2 separate regions of the Mus musculus genome follow, and region 2 is linked to region 1. Evidence: chromatin contacts called from ENCODE Hi-C or POLR2A ChIA-PET data. All regions are on one chromosome and are shown on one strand. The core of a region is the stretch at or near the end of the contact, and the rest is flanking DNA. Distances in the headings are between cores, read along the strand shown. Region 1 has its middle 4.5 kb from the start of Mir23a. Region 2 holds the start of Mri1 (methylthioribose-1-phosphate isomerase 1).

Region 1 (3,668 bases), core at 672-3,171:
GGCCCTGGGCATGCCAGGCGAGCACTCCACTCTTTGAGCTACATCTTTGTCTCCTGTTTAGTTGACAGAGACAGGGTTTCTTGTAGTCTGGGCTAGCCTCAAACTTGCCATGAAACTAACGGCGGACTTGAGCTCCGCATTCTCTTTCCTGCAACTCTCAAGTGCTAGGGTTATGGGCATGGGCCACCAACTCCAGCTCAGGCGGCCTTGTCTTTATGGAGAGAGTGTAGACATTCCTGGGATTGTCTCTGCCGCCTCAGTTTTTCCATCTGTGAATGGGAACTTTTGGAGATGCAGTGGAACAGAGCACACTCTCTAGTCTCCCATAGGGTGCTGAGGTCTCCTCATATCCTGTGTTGAATGTCCTCAGTGGACATGGAGGTGTGTCTTCCTAGCTGGCCATGGGGAAGGATTGAGGGTGGTGGCGTGGGCGTGAGAATTCTTGGGTAGGGAAGGACAGCATCATGCCGGGCATGGCTGAGTCACACTCGAGCGGCGCCTTGCCTCAGGCTGCTGGAGCTAGAACTGGCGCCACCCTGGGTGTGGCTACTGAGCTGTGGCCCTGGGCAGAGCAGGGCTGGGTGGCAGGATGGGCACATGGGCCTTGAGGGACTCGGGGGAGCAAATCTGGGATGCCCGGTGATACCTCCCTTTTGTCTCCTGTGTACATTTGGGGCTCTGGAACCCTAAGCTTTGGGCCTGGGAATAATAATAATTATCGATCTATTAATAAAAGTTTTTGAGGCATGATCTAATGTAATGTAGTCCATGCTGGCCTGGAACTGGATAAGTAGTCCAGGATGTCCTTGAACTGGTCCTTAGGCCTCCACCTCCTGAATGCTAGGCTTACTTGTGTGCACCATGATGAAGGGTTTCTGCTTTAAGATGGGACCTGCTGACTCCATGCTTCCAGCAAAATAGCCAAGCACTCTCTACCCACAGTCAACTTTGGGGGTCGAGACACAGTCTCATTTCATAGCCTACCGCGGTCTTGAACACATGGCAGTCCTCCTGGCTCAGCCTCCTGAATGGTAGACTGACAGAGACGCCTCACAATGCCTGGCTGGTTCCTGGAAGTTTTGCGGAGTTAAGGGAGTGAGCCAAGCCTTCCAGAAGACAGTGGGTGATGGAGGTCAGCGCTCCTATCTCCAGTCCCAGGCCAGGCCAGGACCTGGGATGAACTTCACCCTGGGAGCACTGATTGGCTTGAGGGGAACCCAGCACCGCAAACAGAATGTTAAGGAATAGAGTGGGGGATCTGGTTGTTGGACTGTGTGGCTGGCGGGCAGCGAGGGTGGGACGTGGCTGTCGTCTTTGCCTATTTATACCAAGTGATTCAGCCCTCCCTCACCCCTTCCTGCGCCCCCTCCACTCGCGGCTAGGCACTAGGCCCACCCACTTGCCTATGCCCTGCCCCCCAACCCGGGCGGGTTGTCTGGTTCCTGCGTGGGGACGGACGTGGAGGGCAGGCATCTGTGCCGCAGGTCGGGTTGGCCCCAACCCAGCCGCCCAGCTCCTGGGAAGAGTGGGCCATTAGCGAGCGCTGGTGGCTGGGGCGGGGGCGGAGCTGGGCGGAGACTGCAGCCCTTGGTATTTTCCGATCCTCGCTGCTTCGCGAGAGTGGAAAGTATTTGAGGATCAGGGTTGGGGACGACCGGAGGGCCTCTGCCCTGGTTCTTTCTTGGGGTTCACTGTGGGTCCTCCAGGGATGCCGAGGGCTTGAAGGCTGTGTGTGCTAATTTAACTGACTGGGATACCACAGCCCAAGGCCCCCCGCCCTGTTTCTCAAGCCCTCCAGCTCCAGGACTTCTGTCCCTTTGAGTCTCCCTGTGAGACTAAGAGTCAGTACAGGGTGTCCCAGCTCCTGGACACCTGCGTGGTAATGCCCCCTCCACGCCAGACACAGACCTCTGGTGTGTGTGAGGATGGGAGTGGCCTTGGCTGCAGCCTTGGGCTCTTTGTAGGGGAAACCCCACAGGAAACCAGCCTGGCCAAATGGCCGCCCTTCCCGTTCTGGTCCCTGGGACGAATATGCTGTCTCACTTCCGGAGGTGATTGGGGAGGCTGGTCAGCCTGTGGACCTGGGCTGCCCCCAGAACCCAAAGAGACAGAGGTGGATTGGGGCTGGAGACTGTGTGTGTGTGTGTGTGTGTGTGTGTGTAAGCACGCGTACTGGGGAAGACACATCAGAATATCTCAATCCTTATTCCTCATTCCTCAGACATCGGTGATGCCAGATCTAGACGTTAAATCCACTGTCCTGCCTGTCACTGCCTGATATGACTGAATGCTTCTGTCCTTGATGTCACCCAGGAACTCTTCCAATTATTGGGAAGTAGAGATTTTCTTTTTTTTTAAGACTTATTTTTTTACTTTTGTGTATGTGTTGGGTATGTGCATGTATGTGTAGGTGCCTAAAGGGTCCAGAAGAGGGCGCCACATGTGAGCCGGGAAACCAAATTCAGGTTCTCAGAAAGCAATATGCAGTCTAAACTATTGAGTCATCTTTCCAGCCCTGAACTTGTTTTCTTTTTTTTTTTTTAAGATTTATTATTATATGTAAGTACGCTGTAGCTGTCTTTAGACACTCCAGAAGAGGGTGTTAGATCTCATTACGGATGGTTGTGAGCTACCATGTGGTGGCTAGGATTTGAACTCAGGACCTTCGGAAGGGCAGTCAGTGCTCTTACCCGCTGAGCCATCTCTCTAGCCCTAAACTTATCTTTTTTAGAGTCTCATGTATCCCAGGTTGCCCTCCAGCTTGCTCTGTAGACACATTTCTTGTTTTTATTTTTATTTTGTTTTTCCTAGACAGGCTTTCTCTGTGTAGTCCTGGCTGTCCTGGAACTTCCTCTGTAGACCAGGCTGGCCTTAAACTTCCTGAGACATACCTGCTAATGCCTGCGGAGTGCTGGGAACATGTGTATAAACCACCACACTTCCTTGATATGGTACTGGGGGTGAAGCCAAGCCCAGTCAGTGTGCTAGGCCAGCAGCTGCCATTGAGCCTTACCCCTTGTTGCTTTTTTTTTTTTTAATTAAAAATTATTTCACCGGGTGTGGTGGCGCACACCTTTAATCCTAGCACTTGGGAGGCAGAAACAGGTGGATTTCTGAGTTCGAGGGCAGCCTGGTCTACAAAGTGAGTGCCAAGGACAGCCAGGGCTATAGCCATGGCTACACAAAGAAACCCTGTCTCAAAAAAACAAAACCAAACCAAAACAACAATTATTTCCGTGTGCAGATGTTTTGTCTGCATGTATGTCTGCAGAGTTCAGAAAAAAGTGTCAGGATCCCTAGAACTAAAGTTGGAGATAGTTGTTAGCCACTATGTAGGTGCTGGATATTGAACCTGGAACCCCCGGAAGAGCAGCAAGTGCTGAGCCATCTCTAGCCCTTTCTTTTTGAGACACACCATGTCTTGGTAGCCCAGGCTGGCTTCTAAATTGAGATCTTTTTACCCCTGTCCTAGATATAGGGATTACACGTCTGCAGTCTGCTGTCATGTCACATCATCTCGAGCTCTGAAATGATTCATTTTTGCTTTCTTGCAGACAGAGACTTTGCCACAGAGCACGTGTGTTCTTTGCCCATAGTCAGCCAGCAAAGAAGCTGCATAGCTCACATGCAGGCTGACGAGCTCCAGAACTGAGTGTCCCGTAGCCAAA
Region 2 (3,668 bases), core at 873-3,372, 53 kb after region 1:
CTCCTCTGTCCTCTGGGAGTTGACACTATGCCCCTTCTGTAGGTATGTGGCGCGGGCCAGGCCAGGCAGGTGACCCGGGGAAGTTTGTAGACTCTGATAGCAGAACTACTTCAATCCATGTGCACAGGGAGGGCCAGGGTTCTAATGCATGGGTTGGACTCCTTGATGTAGCCACCCCTGCAGACAACTCCCCAAGGGTTTCTGTACAGGAGCTGCTATACTGGGAGTAGGAAAAACGAACAAACTAATATGCGGGGCTGGAGAGACTGCTCAGTGGCTAGGAGAACTTGCTGCTCTTACAGAGGACCTGGGTTTGGTTCCCAATACCCACATGGTGGCTCATAATCATCTGTAACTCTAGCTTCAGGGGATCCAAAACCATCTTCTGTCCTCTGGGCACAATGTACATGCATGGTACACATATGCACAGCAGGTATACACAAAATATGATTTGAAAAATCAAAACAAAACTAATATTTACACTTCTGTGGTTGAAGTAGTTTCTTCATTTGAGTTTTGGGGACTAAATCCTGGATTTTGTGTATTCTAAGCTAAGTATGTACTCTTTTAAAGTATTTATTTTTATTTTTAAAGATTTATTTATGTATTTTATGCATATGAATACATCACCGTTGCTGTCTTCAGACACACCAGAAGAAGGCATCAGATCCCATTACAGACGGGTTGTGAGCCACCATGTGGTTGCTGGGAATTGAACTCAGGATTTTTGAAAGAGCAGTCAATGCTCTTTACCACTGAGCCATCTCTCCAGCCCTAGTGTTTATTTTTAATTATGTACATGTGTGTCTCTATGCATGTAAGGGCATGTGCTCGTGGAGGCCAGAAGAGGGTGCTGCAGGTAGTTACTGTGGGTGCTGAGAACTTAATAGGTCTTTGCAAGAGGGGTCCATACTTTTAAGCTGCTGAGCCAGCCCTAGCTAAGCAAGTACTCTTGCCACTGAACTACACCCCCAGCTCCAGTTGCTTTGCCTTGCATCCCATAACATGTCCCATGCCCTAACAATTGAAGGTGCCTCCTCACCTAACGCTGTACCATAGCCAGCAGTGGCCAGAGCACCCGTGTTACAGTGGGTCAGCACGGTCACCTTGCCACCCCTGGGGTTGGTCTGCTCTAGGAGATGGCGGGCTCCCAAGTCCCCGATGCTCCGGTTGTCTTTGAGGTCCTTCTCCAACATATCCTCGGCGAAGCGGATCACTCTGGGGACAGAAGAAGCTCTTAGCACTGTTGGAAGGGAGCTGGCTAACTTTGAAGGGGCCGCCCTTTAAAGGTGAGGTGGGGTTCTGAGAGCCTGAGGACACTTCCACTCTGATCACTAATATAAGTGAGCCAGGAGCTGGGGCTGACGCACAGCAGTAAACAGGAGGAAACCCTTTACCTCTGTGATGATGACGTCATGGTGGGAGAGGCAGTTGATGAACAGGAAGGGGCAGAATCAGGGACAAGGTGTTTTTACAGAAGGGGAGGGGAAGGAGCAGGAACCTGGAGATGAAGTTCTAACTCCAGTGCTTTAATGCTCTAGACTCTAGTCTCAGCCACAGGCAGGAGCCGTACCGGTGCAACAGAAAAGCAGTAAGAACCAAGTGGCTGGACCGGAAGTGGGATGGGAAAGAAAATGGTAGAGAGGAAAGCTGGGCAGAGCACACAAGACTGGTCCAGGATCCCGTACCTTTCCCGCACGGTCTCTTCAGTGGCACCCTCTCGTTCCGCCTCCTGGGCTGCCACTTGACCCAGATCGCGGGCGGCGCGGGCCATGTTGACAGCGGTGGGCCGGGCGGCGACTAAGAGGCGCAGCTGGTCTCGCACGAAGGCCACCAGAGCAGCGAGTCCGGGACCGCCGGCGCCGGCCCGCAGCTCCACGGCCAGGCTGAGGCAGCCGACCAGCGCGATGGCCGGGGCTCCGCGCACCTTCATGGCGCGGATGGCTTCACTAGCCTGCTGCACGGAGCTCAGTGCCTCATAGTGGCAGTGCTCTGGCAGCTGCAGCTGGTCGAGGATCTGCAGCGAGCCGGGCGAGTAGCGGATCGCTTCCAGTGTCATGTTGCCTACCCTGCAGGGCCACGAGGAATCCTGCACAGGCTGCGGGGCGGAGTTGCGTCCTGCCGCGTGCGCATGCGCACGCGCTCCTAGGTTATCGGGCGATTAGCGTCTTCCAGAGTGGCTGTAACTTCTCCCAAGGCCGAGTTCTAGCTCCAAGATGCTTGGTGATGGGGCTATTTTTTTGCCGGAAATCGTCCATCCGTTACTGAAGCGATGACTTGGAACTCTCAGCTCTGCCTATCCACGGCTCACAGACACCCAGCGCTTAATCAGCGTGTCAAACGACCTTCCGTGGGACTACTTTTGTCTCCATTTTTTTAAAAAAAAGCAAGCACCATGAGGGACGTTTATTCTCAGGGCCTGAAGAGATTGCTCAATGGTTAGGCGTGCATTCTGCTCTTGTAGAGGACCAAAGGCTTCACGACTGCCGCTAGTTTTAAAGGATTCAAGGCCCTCTTTCAAACCTCAGTGAGACAACATACTCACAACATGCAAACACACAAAAATAAACCTCAGATTTTAATTCCAGCATTCAGGAGGTAGAGATATATTTGTGAATCTGGCTCCACAATAGTTACAGAACGAGTTCCAGGACAGCCAGGGATACATGAGAAACCCTATTTTAAAGCTGGACCACACCTTGTCTCTATTGCTGGGGTGCCAGGATGACGGTTGTCTGCCCACTATGCCTGGCTGGATTAGGGTGTTTTTGAGGTTGTTTCACAAACATCCCTACTGGCTGGCCACTATGAGTGACCCACACCAGCCCATGACATGGAGTTTGGATGTTCTTCCTGCCTGCCGTTAGCTTTATTTCTCTGGCTCCAGCAGCCTGGCCCTCTTTCAACCTTCCTTATGTAGTCCTTGACACCTCATAAGGGGACGTCACCCCAGGCCGTGGCCAATCTTGGTCAGTATCTCAAACCCTTCATCGGGCTTTGTGGGGCCACACTGCCGTCACAACGATGCAGCAGCATCTGCTTAGTTGGCTGGAAGTGAGGGCAGGGCAGCTACTAGATGAGTTTAGAAACAAGGCAGGGACAAAGAACAGCACTTTAATGCTCAGGTATCAGGGTTACATCAAGGCACAGGCATTCTCACCAAAACCAAATAAATAATAATCTGTATAGGAAGGTAGGTCTGTATCTGGGCTGGCAGCAATGTGCCAGTCCCTAAGGTCTGGACGCGTCATGGCTTCTGGTCCTGGAATTCTGACTCCCTTACTCGCTCTCTGAGTCAGAGTAGTCAGCCACCAGGGAGGCATTGGGGGTGTTGGGGTTCAGCAGGTCCTCCTGGGAGGAACCTAGGGGGAAGGCCTGATCACTACAGTTTCTCTTGGATTCTGATGTCTTGCTGGTCCTGGATGCTTCTGCTGCCTCTTCAAGTGTCTTGCTACCCTGGGTGGTTCCTGGTGGCCTTCTTTGTTCTTCTGACAAGGAGTTGTCTGCTGCACACTGAGGACTTTCTGGAACGTCTCGAGACTTTCTCCTCACTATGCCCAGGTCCCCCACCGTGCCTGTGCTGCTGGGGGGTGGTCTGCGGCCCTGGCACAGCTTCTTCAGGACGCTGCTAGCTTTGCTGCTGCTAGCACTGGGTCCCTGGGCTGAGG

Evidence for each region. A loop is a pair of places that touch in the nucleus more often than their neighbours do. ChIA-PET counts read pairs that join two places held with the same protein, here RNA polymerase II (POLR2A).
Region 2: POLR2A ChIA-PET joins it to region 1 with 47 read pairs in Patski. The contact joins the promoter of Mri1 here to the enhancer-like site in region 1. A Hi-C loop is called at or near these places in 2 of 37 maps with a recorded cell type or tissue (adrenal gland and heart). POLR2A ChIA-PET finds 5 or more read pairs at or near these places in 3 of 5 experiments (Patski and embryonic stem cell).

Annotation. Positions count from the first base shown.
Region 1 is chr8:84,202,195-84,205,862 of GRCm38, forward strand. No RefSeq gene overlaps it. Among named protein-coding and RNA genes, the nearest start is that of Mir23a, 4.5 kb to the right of the region's middle. Within about 2 kb of position 1,922, at least 1 of the 3 ENCODE cell types and tissues checked has a DNase peak (open chromatin) inside an H3K27ac peak, as active enhancers do; it is heart, where a contact is called at or near this core.
Region 2 is chr8:84,255,202-84,258,869 of GRCm38, forward strand. Mri1 (methylthioribose-1-phosphate isomerase 1) reads right to left here and starts at 2,123. Exons shown (of 5, transcript NM_026423.4): 1 at 1,689-2,123; 2 at 1,043-1,218. The coding sequence starts at 2,059. It overlaps Ccdc130 (coiled-coil domain containing 130), which reads right to left. Exons shown (of 10, transcript NM_026350.3): 10 at 2,566-3,668. The coding sequence ends at 3,280.